Regions from separate parts of the Homo sapiens genome. Here all the other regions are linked to region 1. Evidence: chromatin contacts called from ENCODE Hi-C or POLR2A ChIA-PET data. All regions are on one chromosome and are shown on one strand. The core of a region is the stretch at or near the end of the contact, and the rest is flanking DNA. Distances in the headings are between cores, read along the strand shown.

Region 1 (4,873 bases), core at 1,607-4,106:
CCACGCCCGGCTAATTTTGTATTTTTAGTAGAGACGGGGTTTCTCCATGTTGGTCAGGCTGGTCTTGAACTCCAGACCTCAGGTGATCCGCCTGCCTCAGCCTCCCAAAGTGCTGGGATTATAGGCATGAGCCACCGTGCCCGGCTGGTATGTTTATAAGAATCTGCCAGAAGCCAGGCTTGGTGGCACGTGCCCATAGCCCTAGCTATTCAAGAGGCTGAATTAAAACCCAATTGTGTTTGAATAAAAGCACTATCAGGCCGGGTGCGGTGGCTCACACCTGTAATCCCAACACTTTGGAAGGCCGAGGCAGGCAGATCACTTGAGGTCAGGAGTTCGATACTACCCTAGCCAACATGGAGAAACCCTGTTTCTACTAAAAATACAAAAATCAGCCGAGCATGGTGGCACATGCCTGTGGTTCCAGCTACTCCGGAGGCTGAGGCAGGAGAATCGCTTGAACTTGGGAGGAGGAGGTTGCAGTGAGCCAAGATTGCGCCACTGCACTCCAGCCTGGGCAACAGAGCGAGACTCAGTCTTAAAAAAAAAAAAAAAAAAAAAAAAAGCACTCTCACTGCAGAAAGGAAAATAGGTTGAAAGGGACCAAAGGCCAGTTAAGCATCTTTTACAGTAATTTAGGTTGGAGGCTTTGAGAGGGAGTTAGAAAATCTCTGGTCAACATTTATATCAGTAGACAAAGGGGCTGCAGGAATAGGGATAGGAAAGAATAATTTACCTTTGCATGTGCTGAGTGCACAGACGAACTGTGAACTTGACCCGTGTTGGGCTGTGAGTGAGTCACAGAGCCTGGCAAAGATCTGCTCCTGACTGTGCTTGGGGACTGGGGATCCCACCAATGGGAACAGGTGGGAACAAAGACAAGAGATACTTCTGTAACCACCCAAGAGGTTCACCTTGCCCACTGCCTAGACAGAGCCGATTCATCAAGACAGGGGAATTGCAATAGAGAAAGAGTAATTTACGCAGAGCTGGCTGTGCGGGAGACTGGAGCTTTATTATTACTCAAGTCAGTCTCTCCAAGCATTCGGGGAGTGGAGCTTTTTTTTTTTTTTTGAGATGGAGTCTCGCTCTGTCGCCCAGGCTGGAGTGCAGAGGCGCAATCTCGGCTCACTGCAAGCTCCGCCTCCCGGGTTCACGCCATTCTCCTGCCTCAGCCTCCCAAGTAGCTGGGACTACAGGCGCCTGCCACCACGCCAGACTAATTTTTTGTATTTTTAGTAGAGACGGGGTTTCACCGTGTTAGCCAGGATGGTCTCGATCTCCTGACCTCGTGATCCACCCGCCTCAGCCTCCCAAAGTGCTGGGATTACAGGTGTGAGCCACCGTGCCCAGCATTGGCCATGCAGAGCTTTTAAAGATAATTTGGTGGGTGAGGGGAAGCCAGTGAGCCAAGAGTGCTGATTGGGCAGGTCAGAGATGAAATCATAGGGAGTGGAAGCTGTCTTCTTGTGCTGAGTCAGTTCATGGATGGGGACCACAAGATCAGATGAGCCAGTTTATTGATCTGGGTGGTGCCAGCTGATCCATCAAGTGCAGGGTCTGAAGAATATCTCAGGCACTGATCTTAGGAGCAGGGTAGGGAGGGTCAGAATCTTGTAGCCTCCAGCTGCATGACTCCTAAACCACAATTTCTAATCTTGTAGCTAGTGTTAGTACTACAAAGGCAATCTAGTCCTCAGGCAAGAAGGAGGTCAGCTTGGGAAAGGGCTGTTACCATCTTTGTTTAAACTATAAACTAAGTTTCTCCCAAAGTTAGTTTAGCCTATGCCCAGGAAAGAACAAGGATAGCTTAGAAGTTAGAAGGAAGATGGAGTCGGTGAAGTTAGATCTCTTTCACTGTCTCAGTCATAATTTTGCAAAGGCAGTTTCAGTTCTTATCTCCTTGGCTGAGACCAGGAAATATATTATCACAGGAATGGAGTTGTAAGTAGTGGCTGGTTGTCTTTTGAAATAACACCATGTCACAACAGCATTCAATTATTATTAATTTACAAAGCAGCTAATCTTGATGGGCACTGTCAGATATGGGTATGGATATGGGTGAGACACTTACCCTTCCTTCAAGTTGCTCATAGTTTAGTAAGTGAGCAAACTAACTGTGCTGACTTTGGTTTTTTTGTTTGTTTGTTTGTTTGTTTGTTTGTTTTGAGACAGAGTCTTGCTCTTGTCTCTTGTCGCCCAGGCTGGAGAGCAATGGCACAATCTTGGCTCTCTGCAACCTCCACCTCCCAGGTTCAAGTGATTCTCCTGCCTCAGCCTCTCGAGTAGCTGGGATTACAGGCACCTGCCACCACGCCTGGCTAATTTTTGTATTTTTTTTAGTAGAGACAGGGTTTCGCCATGTTGGCCAGGCTAGTCTTGAACTCCTGACCTCATGATCCGCCAGCCTTGGCCTCCCAAAGTGCTGGGATTACAGGCGTGAGCCACCGTGCCCAGCCCTGACTGTGGTTTCTAACACTGTCTCTACAGGAAGCCGTCTCTCTAACAGTCTCTCAGATCTTAACCTATTTATTTGTATCCCCTTACTGAGTGGGCCCAATACCTGTGAAGGGCAGCTGTGTAACAGCATCACCACAACTCTGTTGTACGAGTTGAAGTTCATTGCATTAACTTTGAAGGATTAATTAATATAGTGTCTCTCTTCCAGGATTCCTATAGGACATGCTTCTAAGGGCTCAGGCCAGGAGTGGGCTCCATCCTCAGCTTTTTTTCAGAAGCTACAGAAGCAACTGTTTTCACCCCCATACTCAGAGCGAGTGAAATGGGGGTTGCCGGAAGAAAGTGCTTCACGACGACAGAGTGGTTATCAAAATATGCCAATCAGCCACACAGCTCCCAGCTCACCAGATTTGTCAAAGGGCCAATCAGCTCTAAGGGTTTCTGTGGAGAAAAATGCTCATTTATTGGGAGACAGAAAGGAGAGCTTTGGCTGAAACCACTTTGCCTTCACCAGCAACTTTTTAATCCCTTTGTCTGGTGCATGAAATCAGTTCCCAGAACACAGAGGTTATTAATAACTGTGGGACCTTTTCCCAGTCTCCAGATCAATTGGCAGAAGCCTCTGGTTATTTCCTTCTGGATGCTTCTATTATTTGGAGCTGAGAAGTGACCTCCTCCTCAAAACCTGTACAGATTTTCACCTGGCTTGGGAATTACACAGTCACCCACCAGCCCCCAGCCTTGCCTCCTCTCCACTCTTCCCTGGCTGGGCTGGCTCGGTGCAAGGCTGGTGTCTTTGCTTCCACCGAGAGACTACGTGCTGTCCAGTGGAGTCCAGCACGCACCTCTCTTCCCACTGGTTCCTCACTGCCAGGTGAGGTCCAGGGCGTTGATCCGGATCCATGGAGCCAGGCTGATGTACAATGAGTCACTCTGAGCTGGCTCCTCTCCTCATGCTTGGCAGAGGTCCTAGCATCAGCTGCTGGGCAGGTGCTGAGCAAGGCCGAGGTCTTAACTTGGCGACACTGGGGTGGACATTTCTCCAGGAGGAGCTGCTGTGATCGGCAGGACTCAGTAGAGAGAGTGTCTTACATGTAGGGCTTCCCCCTTCTCTCCCTCTTGCTTCCTTCCTGCGGGGGCCAAGCCATGCCTGTGGCTTTACCAGGATCTCAGTGCAGGAAATGTTGCAGCTCCTCTGACTCTCACCTCCTCTCTCAGCTCCAGGTCGCCCCTTGCTTGCTGGCCGCATCACAAGGAATGGCCCTCAGCACCCGAACCCAGACAGGCACAGTGGGCTGGACAAATCTGGGTCATACTGGCTAAACACCGTTAGCTTCCCTGTGAAATGAAAGCAAGAGCCTTCACCTTGCAAGGCTGAGGGAGGTGGGGGCAAAGCACCTCCCATGCGGGCACAGTGGGCCTCTACTGAGGGTTTGATCATTAGGAGCGTTGTCACCTCTGAGAGCTGACCTCATCTCTCCCCACAAACCCGCTCACCCGGTCTGCTTCCTGTCTGGGTGGATGGCATCATCACTCTTAGTCACTCAGACTGAACGAAGCAGCTCTCTTCTGGCTCATCTTGCACTGGCCTATTTGTATGTGTGTGTGTGGGGTAAATATACCTAAAATGCATATTTTTTTGAGACAGGGTCTCACTCTGTTGCCAAGGCTGGAGTACAGTGGAACCATCTCTGCTCACTGCAGCCTCCACCTCCAGGATTCAAACCGTCCTCCCACCTCAGCCTCTGAAGTAGCTGGGACTACAGGTGCATACCACCACGCCCAGCTAATTTTTGTATTTTTTTTGTAGAGACAAGGTTTCACCATGTTACCCAGGTTGGTGGGGTTTGTTTGTTTGTTTGTTTTGAGACAGAGTCTCGCTCTTTCTCCCAGGCTAGAGTGAAATGGCATGATTTTGGCTCACTACAATCTCCGCCTCCTGGGTTCAAGCGAGTCTCCTGCCTCAGCCTGCTGAGTAGCTGGAATTATAGGCGCCCACCACCATGCCCGGCCAATTTTTGTATTTTTAGTAGAGACGGGGTTTCACCATGCTGGCCAGCATGGTCTCGAACTCCTGACCTCAGGTGATCCACCTGCCTCGGCCTCCCAAAGTGCTGGGATTACAGGCATGAGTCACTGTGCCTGGACCCAGGCTGGTTTTGAACTTCTAAGCTCAAGCTACCCACCTGCCTCAGCCTCCCACAGTGCAGGGATTATAGGCATGAGCCACCGCACCTAGCCTAAAATGTAGCATCTTAACCATTTTTAAGTGTGCAGTTGAGTGGCATTAAGTACCTTCGCACTGTTGTGCAACCATCACCACCACCCATCCACAGAACTTTTTCACACTCTCCAACTGAAACTCTGCGCCCATTAAACACTCACTTCCCGTTCCCCTCTCCTCTCAGGTCCT
Region 2 (4,873 bases), core at 957-3,456, 220 kb after region 1:
GATAAAGTAGGATGCCCAGATGGATGAAGTCAGTCTTCTGCCCAGGAGAGCTTTGGTATCTAGAAGAGGAAGATTCCTACAGATGACTACTTATTTCAGCCCCTCTCCCCTCCCTCTCTTGCTCCTGCTGGATGAACTCTGAGTTAGGTGGCTGATGGAGGGGACTAGAGGACGGTCCCAGCTCTGCGAACCTAGCAAGTGGGAGAAGCAGAAGCAGCTCTCTTGGAGAAGGCTCTGTCTGTTTTCATCTTACCCTGAGTCTGTCCGGTCCTGGGGAGAGTTTGAGGCACTAACACACATATGTCTGGAAATGATGGTCCTTAACGACACATGAAGCCAGGTTTTCAGTCTAAGAGCTCTTGTGGATGTTGAGGAATGGTGGACGTTTCTATGGAGAATTGAGTTCCTGTGGATGTTTCAGTGTGAGTGTCATTCCAGGAGATGATACTGTGGGCTCAGCTCAGGTGCTCACAGAGTTTTATGTTGGGGACTAGCTATTCCAGCAGGAAGGATAGTTTATCCCCATCTTCCCTAATTCACCCCCTAGGGTGCTCTTTGGTACTCTGGATATTAAAGTACCAGTCTCTTTGTGTTCCCTTCCTTTGCTTTTTGGCTCTAAGGGTAAGTTTATAGTCTTTCTGACATATGTTTAGAGATACTCTTCTTCAAGACTGATCTTAGTCACTCTTGGCGTGTCGCTGTAAGTTCTTTTCTCTGAGGAAGGCATAGTATTAACAGGGTTAACTTAAACTGGGCCTCCAGTTTGGCCAAGAGATTCTAACTTCAGGAACCCTAACTCCTGGACATGACTTGGAGACTTTGTCTTTAATTCTCTGTTCCCTAGTGTCCCGATGGGCACACTCGCAGAGTAGTGGGGCACCTGGGCCTGTCCAGGTGCAGAGGGAAGCTGGCTAGTTTGTTCATTATCCCCTGTCAGGAGTTCCTTGCCCCTGCTACATCTGTTCAGGAAGAGTCTTTGGAATTTGTTCTCTCTCGCTGTATATTCACTGAGCATGGTAGCCCAGGGTATTCCTGAGTTAAGTAGGATGTGCACACATTTAAAGCCGCTCACACTCTCAGTTAATGTTAAATGGACCCACGTAGTACGGGTCACATCCGAGGGTTGGTTGGTGGGCACAGTGGATCCTTTCTAAATTTGTTTGGCCCTATTTTGGATTCATAGGTCATATTGTGTGTGTGCTGTTAGGAAAACCTCACACTGAATCCTACATGCTGTTGATTGTGTGTGTTCCCACGTTGGACTGCACTCCAGAGTGAGAACCATGACTTCCCTTTCTGCATCCCAGCTCCCAACAAAGTACTTCAGACACAAGCATGCTTACTAGAGAAATGCTGGAGAGAAGAAGGAAGATGCACATGGTCACCTATTGGTATTCAGAGGCGGTATCCTCTCCAGTAGCCTTCCAGTGGTAGAGGCTAGGGCAAGACTGGTGCTCTGGGAGTCCGGTTTTATTACAGAAGTAACAAAATGATTAGTTTGAGACCAAATCACCTGTAAGGTGACCCTGTGCTCTGGACTTGAACTTCCAAGTTACAGGGCATGGAGGATTTGGAGAGAGTTTAAAACATTGATTCCACTTGATGAAAGCATATTCCTAATTGAGCTTTTTTCTTTTGCTTACAAATGACAAATTATTTTCTTTCCTGTGACCCTGAGAAAATTGTCATTGAGACCTCCTAAGGACGCTTGACAAAGGGGAAATGGATACTTTCCCTTTGGAATCAGTTCTAGAGAAGGTGGTTTTAACCTTTGGAATCAGTTCTAGAGAAGGTGGTTTAACCTCCATGTCTCAATAATGTCCATACATTTTTTTTTTGGCTGCCTAATTTGAATTAGTTGTATGGCCTTTTAAGCCCATTTTTAAAGAAAATTATGTTCCTAATTCCTCACTTCTATTGAAATATTTTTGAAGAGCTGGTTTTTTGCACGCAAAGCATAGCACAAATAATGAGGGTATAAAATAGCTGCCATTTGTCCCATACTTATGGTTTTCCTGTCTTTAATGCATTTTGTCTAATCTGCATTACATCCCTTTGATATAGTACAGAGATGCTTTGGGTTGCCAGCAATGCAGGCCTCATTCCAAGTGGTGTAAGGGAGAAGGGGAGTGACTTGGCTCATGGAACTGAGAAGTCTGGGTGTGTGGGTCTTGCGGTCCTCCTTTGGACGCATGCCAGGCATTAGACGTCGGTTCTCACTGCCCCTGACTCTGCTTTCTTTTGCTTTGCCTCTCTCTTAGGCAGGCACTGCCATTTGTTGGCTCCAACAGCTCCAGGCTTGTACCTGCATAGCTCTAAGTCCACAAGAAGAGAGGTTCTAGAATTAATTACCGTAATGGGTTGGGAGAGCCCTGATGCTGTGGCCAGGTTCCACTGAGGCAAACAAAGGTGTCATCACTCTGAGAGTGGGGGAGGGTGGTTACCCTGGGCTGTCAGTAGAAGAAGGGGGTTGATATTGGGTGGGCAGCACATTTCATAGGTAGACAGGATCATCCTTTTTCACACAGGGAAACAGAAGCCTATCTCTCTTCATTTTCTTTTTATACCTCAAATGAGGTTGGTCTTGCTGAAAGTGCAGGCCTGTGACGTTACAGCTCTGCCCCAGGACAGGCTCACTACCCAGTGCGAGCTGTGGATTTCTTCCTGCACAGAATCATCCCTGGGCTCCTCTGTTGTGAGTATGCCTGCATCTCTCTGGAGCCTGGTTATAAGTTATGTAGCAGCAGCCAGGGCATTTTCCACCTGAGACCCAAAGAGGAATTGTGCCTTGATCTGCACCTGCAGGGGGCACTCAGCAGCTCTTACCCAGTGTGAACTTTGAGCTCCTACAGTGCCTTAAGGAGCAGGCATCTGTGGAAATTGGCTTTCTGCCCTCCTCACAGTTCATTTACCTCTCCAGTTTCCGATGGTGTTTTCCTTGCCTGTCTTTCCCCGGTGTCGTCCCATTTGACCTCCCTTTGTGAAGGACTAGTAAAGCTGAAATGAATTTTGAGTTGTCACCTGTCTGTGCTCTAGTTCTCTCTTCTCACGTTATCTGTACCAGTGGTGTCATTGTTGAGATCGTCTTAAAATGCCAGCCCAGCTTTTTGGCAGCAAGCTTTTGGGTGGAAGGAATGGAACGTGATTGCATTCCACGCTCACTTCTGTGGTAGAGGATGGATTACTGGTGCCAAAGGGCAGAAGTAGCACTCTGCTAGCACCCTCAGAGCTTCTATTATGCCATTTCCACCTTTGTATTGTCAAAAATGCCAACATTTCCAGCCAAGCTGGAAATTTTTATATTCCCTGTGTTCTGACAAAAGCCTTCCTTAATTTTGTAAACAGGGAGAGGGATTTTTGTTTCAGAATATGGATATTGGAAGATTTTTTGTACAGAGTGGTAGAACCGGCCCTAATAACACTGGTCCATATTGACTGGATTGGGGGTGATACGTGTACCCCAGTTCCCATACTTTGATGGAGAAGGGGAGGTAGGAACTTAGAAGAAAAAGTCTTTATCCAGCCATTCAATTCAGACAGTGTGTTTTGCACTTTTACACTTTTCTATTTATCCAACTTCGGTTAAAATTAAGAGGAAACAGATGGGCAAGGAATATAGTTTGGATAATGAGCAAAAATTCCTCTGATATATGAACATGGAATATCTTTCTACTTATTAGGTTTGTCTTTACTGGATCTTAAGAATGTTATGTAGTTTCCTTTTGTTGAAGTTGTTAGGTGTTTTTATTGATGCTATTGTTGTTTTCTTAATTTGATGTATAGAATATACGATGGATTTTTAAATATTGGTTTTATATCCTGTAACCTCACTGAACTTGTTTATTGGTTCTAAGTTTTTGCATGCATTCTTTAGTGTTTTCTACATACCAAATCAAGTCATTTGTAAATGGAGATAGTTTTAGTTCTTCCAATCCAGTCTGCATGCTTTTTTTTTTTCTTTTTCTGGTCGGATTTCCCTGGCTAGCACGTCTACCACAATGTTGAATAGAAGTAGTGAGAGTAAACATCTTCCCTTGTTCTTGGTCTTAGGGGGAAAGCATCCGGTCTTTCACCATGTTGTTGATGGTGTGTGTGTGTGTGTGTGGGGGGGGGGTGTGTGTGTGTGTGGGGTGTGTGTGTGTGTGGTGTGTGTGTGTGGTGTGTGTGTGGGGTGTGTGGTGTGTGTGTGGTGTGTGTGGTGTGTGTGTGTGGTGTGTGTGTGGGGGGTGTTGTGTGGTGTGTGTGTGGTGTGTGTGGTGTGGTGTGTGTGTGTGGTGTGTGTGTGGTGTGGTGTGTGTGTGGTGTGGTGTGTGGTGTGTGTGTGGTGTGTGGTGTGTGGTTGTGTGTGGGGTGTGTGTGTGGTGTGTGGTGTGTGTGGGGTGTGTGTGTGGGGTGTGTGGTGTGTGTGTGGTGTGTGTGGGGTGTGTGTGTGGTGTGTGTGTGGTTGTGTGTGTGGGGTGTGGTTGTGTGTGTGGGGTGTGTGTGTGGTGTGTGTGGGGGGTGTGTGTGTGTGGGGGGTGTGTGTGTGTGTATGTGTGTGTGTGGTGTGTGTGTGTGTTTTGAGACGGAGTCTGGCTCCATCGCCTAGGCTGGAGTGCAGTGGCGCAATCTCAGCTCACTGCAACCTCCCCCTCCTGGCTTCAGGCGATCCTCCTGCCTCAGCCTCCTGAGTAGCTGGGATTACAGGAGTGTGCTGCCACGCTGGGCTCATTTTTGTATTTTTAGTAGAGATGAGGTTTCACCATGTTGGTCAGGCTGGTCTGGAACTCCTGACCTCAGGCAGTCCGCCCGCCTTGGCCTCCCAAAGTGCTGGGATTACAGATGTGAGCCACTGTGCCCAGCCTGTAGGTGGTCTTTATCAGGTTGCGGGAGT
Region 3 (4,873 bases), core at 1,274-3,773, 180 kb after region 1:
TACTTTTTGTGCCAGGAAGCCCTAGGCTTTGGTCAGGAGTTTGGAGCCTATAATGGTTTTGTGGGCTGAGTTCTAGGCCTGTGTGTCTGCTTTTGAGAAACTTCTTATTATTTGTTTTGTTTTTTCATTTCCCCCACCTCATCCATAAGATGAGGTTGGTACTCTACGGGCAGCTTTCAGTATTCTGTAGTAGACAGGATTTACAGCTAGAGTATTCCAAATTGAGCACTCTGAAAATAATCCATATATTCACATGTGCCTTAGGAATGTTTTGTCCGCACATATATTTGCACACGTGCGCGCACACACACACATACACAGACATACAATCAATCCATGTCTCCCTTCTGCCAGGAAGTTCTGCCACCTACCTCCCCGATACTAACCAAGTTAATTATTCCTGCTTCTGGGGTTCTTGTGTAGCTTGCATGTGCTTTTGCTGTTGCCTTTATTTTAATTTTTTCATTAATCTTTCCTACTAGTCTCTGAACCTCTAGAGTTAAGATTATAACTTGTTCCTCTTTGCAGTTCCCAATGCCCCATAACTATTTGAATGACTTTCCCTTATTTGCCAAGTCTCAGACCAGAGAGGACACTGTTGTATCAGTGTTGTCTCTGCACTTAGACACCTGACCTAGTAGTCAGCCTCCAGCTCTTCATTTCCCTAAAGCCAGTGTGCGGAGAATCCTCTCTCAGCTCTTCAGGCAGCGGCTAACAAAGACTGGATTTGGTGTTTAAAATTAACTTGGCAAGTGTTCGTTTCCTTGGTGGTCCGAATGCAGTGACTCAGAGCAGGGAGGCCTTTCAGAGTGGGCCACAGGTGCACAGTGTGTGTGGGCTAGGATGCTTTTGGTTACAAGTAACTGAAAGCCCAACTCAGAATCATTAGAGCAGTGGGGAAATGTGTCATTCTGCATGACGTAGGAAGTTTCCGGGATCTGCCAGTAGCTCGGAGCCGGAGTCTTGGGCACCTCAGCCTGTGTGCATTGCCTCCTAGAGCTCTCAGCACAGGCACAGCACCGGTACCACACGCACGGTTGGCCTGGCAGAGAGGAGGCTGCTGCTTTGTGAGCTCCTCTTCTGTTTTCAACTTTCATATCGAAAGGTTCAAACATACACGTAAGCAGTGAGAGTGCCATAAAGCGTCCCCATGTGCCATCAGCTCATTCGACAAGGCCAGTTCAGTTTTGTCTTCTTCCCCTCCTCCACCCCATTATTTTGAAGCAAAAGTTAGATTATGTTGAAGCAAATCTTAGACCACATTTATTTAACTCTTAAATATTTTAAAAGATAGACTTTTTTTCTTCAAAAACATAACCTTAATACCATTGTCACCTCCTATGTCCCGAGAATCAGCAGTTCTCTCCTATCATCAGATACCCAGCCAGTGTTCACTTTTCCCTGAATGTCTTTTTCCAAGAGCAGAGAAATGTTTTCTAGAAGCTTTCCCACAGATTCCCCTCATGTTTCATTGTTGGAGAGTTGCATTCCGTGCCCCTGTGTGACCCAGCTGCTGGGAAGGGACAGAATTGTGTGATGGCTGTACACTAAGGATGTACCTCCTGAGCTGAGGGAAGCTTTTCTTCCTGGAGGTGGGGATTTCAGTACGAAGTCTGTGCTTGTTGATGAGGACAGGGCAGTGGCTGTAACAGAGGCAGCCAGTGGTCCGAGGCATCCTAACAATAAGAATTCCCTTGACTAGATAAGAAAAGCCTGAGTTCTGCCTGAAGACTTTTGATTTCATCTTCACAGCACCTCACCTGCCCTTTTGCAGGCAGGCTGGCAGAGGGTTGCATCCAGTGGGACTCCCCATGCTGACTGCTGGCCCTCTTGTTGAGTTTGGTTCAAAGCCTAAAACATCTTGAAACATATGACCATTGCTAATTCCATGCTGTCTCCAGCTGGACAGAGCTCAGGAGGAGGGAGGAGCACCTCTGCTGCTGGCTTGACAGAGCTTCCATGCGGCCCTGCCACAGTTGCAGCCTGGGAGCCAGGGGTGGGCTCTTGGGCACAGCTGTGCTGGGGTGCTGGGGTACCCACGCTCCAAGGCACTGGCTGTGGGGCTGTGCTGGGTTCTAGGAGGACAGGGTGGATTTAGGGTCTCATCAGTTTATAGACTGCTTCCCTGTCCCCCACCCTAGGGCGGAAGCCTTCCTTTGAGTTTTTTGCTTTGCAGGAAGCCTTTATTTTGGCATCCACATTAAGGTGCAGTGTGCTGGTGAGAAGGATGTTGACTTGCCCCCAGAGAGGTGCTCCAGCCTGCCATTCCTGATCTGTGGGCATTGGGCAGGTGACTAACCTTGCCAGCCTCTACACCCTCCAGTGTGCAGTGACTATGAGGAAGGAAGGAACAACATGGTCAGACGTTGGAGACCTTAGATTCTGTAAAGCATACATATAAGACCTGGCAGAGCGTGCTGCATGTATGGGGCTCTTGTCTTTTTGCAGTCTTCATGGCCTGACACATTGTGGTGCCTTTCTGTGGTGAGCCTGAGGGGTCAGCAGGGAGAGGCAGTGCGAGACCAGTGAGAGCCTGTGTAGAAGTGAATAGCTGCATTGTCCTGCAGTCTCAGCTGAATGGCTTTTGTTTAAACCTCTTCTCTATTAGAGTGTCCTACTTTGCAGTACCAAAGAATACCTGTTCATCTGCAGTTCTTCAGTGAAGAATAGTTTAGACCCCTAAATGCTATCTGACCCTGTAACTTTCTAGGTCTAAGGAACGATTATTTTAAAGGATAAAGATGTTGGTTTAAAAGATAGAGATAACACTAGCCGTTGTGTTGATTGCTTTATAGATACAAACTATAGGTCACAAACTGCTGGCATAAAGCTGGTTTCAGCCTGTAGATTTGTGGGTGTGTGTATGCTTGTGCCTGCAGAATGTTTTAATTTTACATTTTGAGTTCAAATGAGTTTATATTTGGGAGACTTATATTTTTAACTTTTCTTGAAAGGGTAGAAGGCCTGGTAAAGCTGTGCTACCATTCCTCTGTGGCTGGGTGGTGGTGGCCCATCTGCCTGAGCACCTTATCCCTCTTCTGTCCCTGCCTCCAGGGTTCCCTGCCAGTGCCATTTGTCACCCTGCACTCAGCCTGCTGCAATCACTCACTCCTCATGTCACTGCCTGGCCTGTGTAGGCGTTTCAGTTCATTTTCACCTAGTAGGCACTCAAATATTTGTTGAATGAAACTGTTATTTCTTTCAGTCCTCAGAGCAACCCTCAGTTTACAGAGGAGGAAATTGAGACCAAAGGAGTTCTAGTGTTTTGTCTAAGGTTACACAGCTCCCTAAATGGCCAAGTAGGTCCTTAAGTCTACTTATTAATATTTGACTCTAAAGCTAGTAATTTTTCCAGTAAATCTCTTAAACGTTTATGGCCCAGACTTTCTAAGTAGCTGCCTGGGTATTGATTGTTCTTTAAAGAGATCACCCATTGAGATTTGCTCTGAGCAGATGTTATCCCTAGAAACTAAGCAATGGTGATACACTTTAATAGTATTCAAGGTATAGTAGCATTGACTACTTCTGTAATATATGCATTTTTCTTTTTTTCTTTTTCTTGAGACAGCGTCTTGTTCTGTCACCCAGGCTGGAGTGAAGTGGTGTAATCTCGGCTCACTGCAACCTCTGCCTCCTGGGTTCAAGCGATTCTTGTGCCTCAGTGTCCCAAGTAGCTGGGACTAACAGGCGCTCGCCGCCATGCCCAGCTAAAGTTTTTTTTTTTTGTATTTTTAGTAGAGACGGGGTTTCACCATGTTGGCCAGGCTGGTCTCGAACTCCTGACCTCCAGTGATCTGCCTGCCTCGGCCACCCAAAGTGCTGGGATTACAGGCATGAGCCACCGCGCCCGACCGCATTTTCAATGTAAAAATATTCCCTAACATTAGAAATTATTTTTTTCCCTCAAAATAAACTGATAATCTGTGTTTGTCAGCTCTGGCTGCCATAACAAAATGCTGTAGACCGAGTGAGTTAAACAACAGAAATTAATTTTTTCACAGTTTTAGAGGCCGGGTTCTGGTTGGGGCTCTCTTCCTGGCTTGTAGATGGCTGCCATCTCACTATGTGCTTATATGACCTCTTCTGTGTGTGTACCCAGCTCTCTGGCTTCTCTTATGAGGACACTAATCCTCTAATTTTAGGGTCCCGCCATCATGACCTCATTTAACCTTAATTGCCTCCTTTTTTTTTTTTTTTTTTTTTTTTTGAGACGGGGGTCTCGCTCTGTCACCCAGGCTGGAATGCAGTGGTGTGATCTCAGCTCACTGCAACCTCTGCCTCCCGGGTTTAAGTGATTCTCCTACCTCAGCCTCCCAAGTAGCTGGGATTACAGGTGTGTGCCACCACGCCCAGCTGATTTTTGTATTTTTTAGTAGAGACGGGGTTTCACCATGTTTGCCAGGCTGGTCTCGAACTCCTGACCTTGAACTCGCCTGAACTTGAACTTGCCTGAACTCGAACTCCTGAACTTAAACTCGCCTGCCTGGGCCTTCCAGAGTGCTGGGATTATAGGCACGAGCCACCATACCCAGTTACCTCCTTTTTCTAAAAAAAAAAAAAAAAAAAAAAAAAAAAAAAAAGCTTGAGTCTTGCTTTGTCTCTGAGGCTAGAGTGTGGTGGTAGGATTATAGCTCACTGCAGCCTCCAACTCCTGAGCTTGAGTAATCCTCTTACCTCAGGCCCCCCCAAGTAGGTAGGACTGTAGCTGAGTACCAACTGGCCCAGCTAATTAAGAAAAATTTTTTTTGTAGAGATGGGCGCTCACTTTGTTGCCCAGGCTGGTCCCAAACCCCTGGGCTCAAGCTGTCCTCCTACCTTGGCCTCCCAAAGTGCTGGGATTACAGGTGTGAGCCACCATGCTCGGCCCTTAATT

Evidence for each region. A loop is a pair of places that touch in the nucleus more often than their neighbours do. ChIA-PET counts read pairs that join two places held with the same protein, here RNA polymerase II (POLR2A).
Region 2: a map with no recorded cell type shows a loop between it and region 1 (2.6-fold over the local background). The contact joins two enhancer-like sites. A Hi-C loop is called at or near these places in 1 of 37 single-sample maps with no recorded cell type. POLR2A ChIA-PET finds 5 or more read pairs at or near these places in 1 of 52 experiments (AG04450).
Region 3: POLR2A ChIA-PET joins it to region 1 with 12 read pairs in activated CD4-positive, alpha-beta T cell. The contact joins two enhancer-like sites. POLR2A ChIA-PET finds 5 or more read pairs at or near these places in 12 of 52 experiments (B cell, CD4-positive, alpha-beta memory T cell, CD8-positive, alpha-beta memory T cell and 8 more).

Annotation. Positions count from the first base shown.
Region 1 is chr2:121,698,659-121,703,531 of GRCh38, reverse strand. The region is part of intron 2 of NIFK-AS1 (NIFK antisense RNA 1); the gene reads right to left. Among named protein-coding and RNA genes, the nearest start is that of NIFK, 36 kb to the left of the region's middle. RefSeq lists enhancers at 3,058-3,557, 3,715-3,834. Within about 2 kb of position 2,856, at least 19 of the 41 ENCODE cell types and tissues checked have a DNase peak (open chromatin) inside an H3K27ac peak, as active enhancers do.
Region 2 is chr2:121,478,289-121,483,161 of GRCh38, reverse strand. All of the region lies in intron 8 of CLASP1 (cytoplasmic linker associated protein 1), which reads left to right. Among named protein-coding and RNA genes, the nearest start is that of CLASP1-AS1, 49 kb to the left of the region's middle. Within about 2 kb of position 2,206, at least 6 of the 41 ENCODE cell types and tissues checked have a DNase peak (open chromatin) inside an H3K27ac peak, as active enhancers do.
Region 3 is chr2:121,517,566-121,522,438 of GRCh38, reverse strand. The region is part of intron 6 of CLASP1 (cytoplasmic linker associated protein 1); the gene reads left to right. Among named protein-coding and RNA genes, the nearest start is that of CLASP1-AS1, 10 kb to the left of the region's middle. Within about 2 kb of position 2,523, at least 4 of the 41 ENCODE cell types and tissues checked have a DNase peak (open chromatin) inside an H3K27ac peak, as active enhancers do.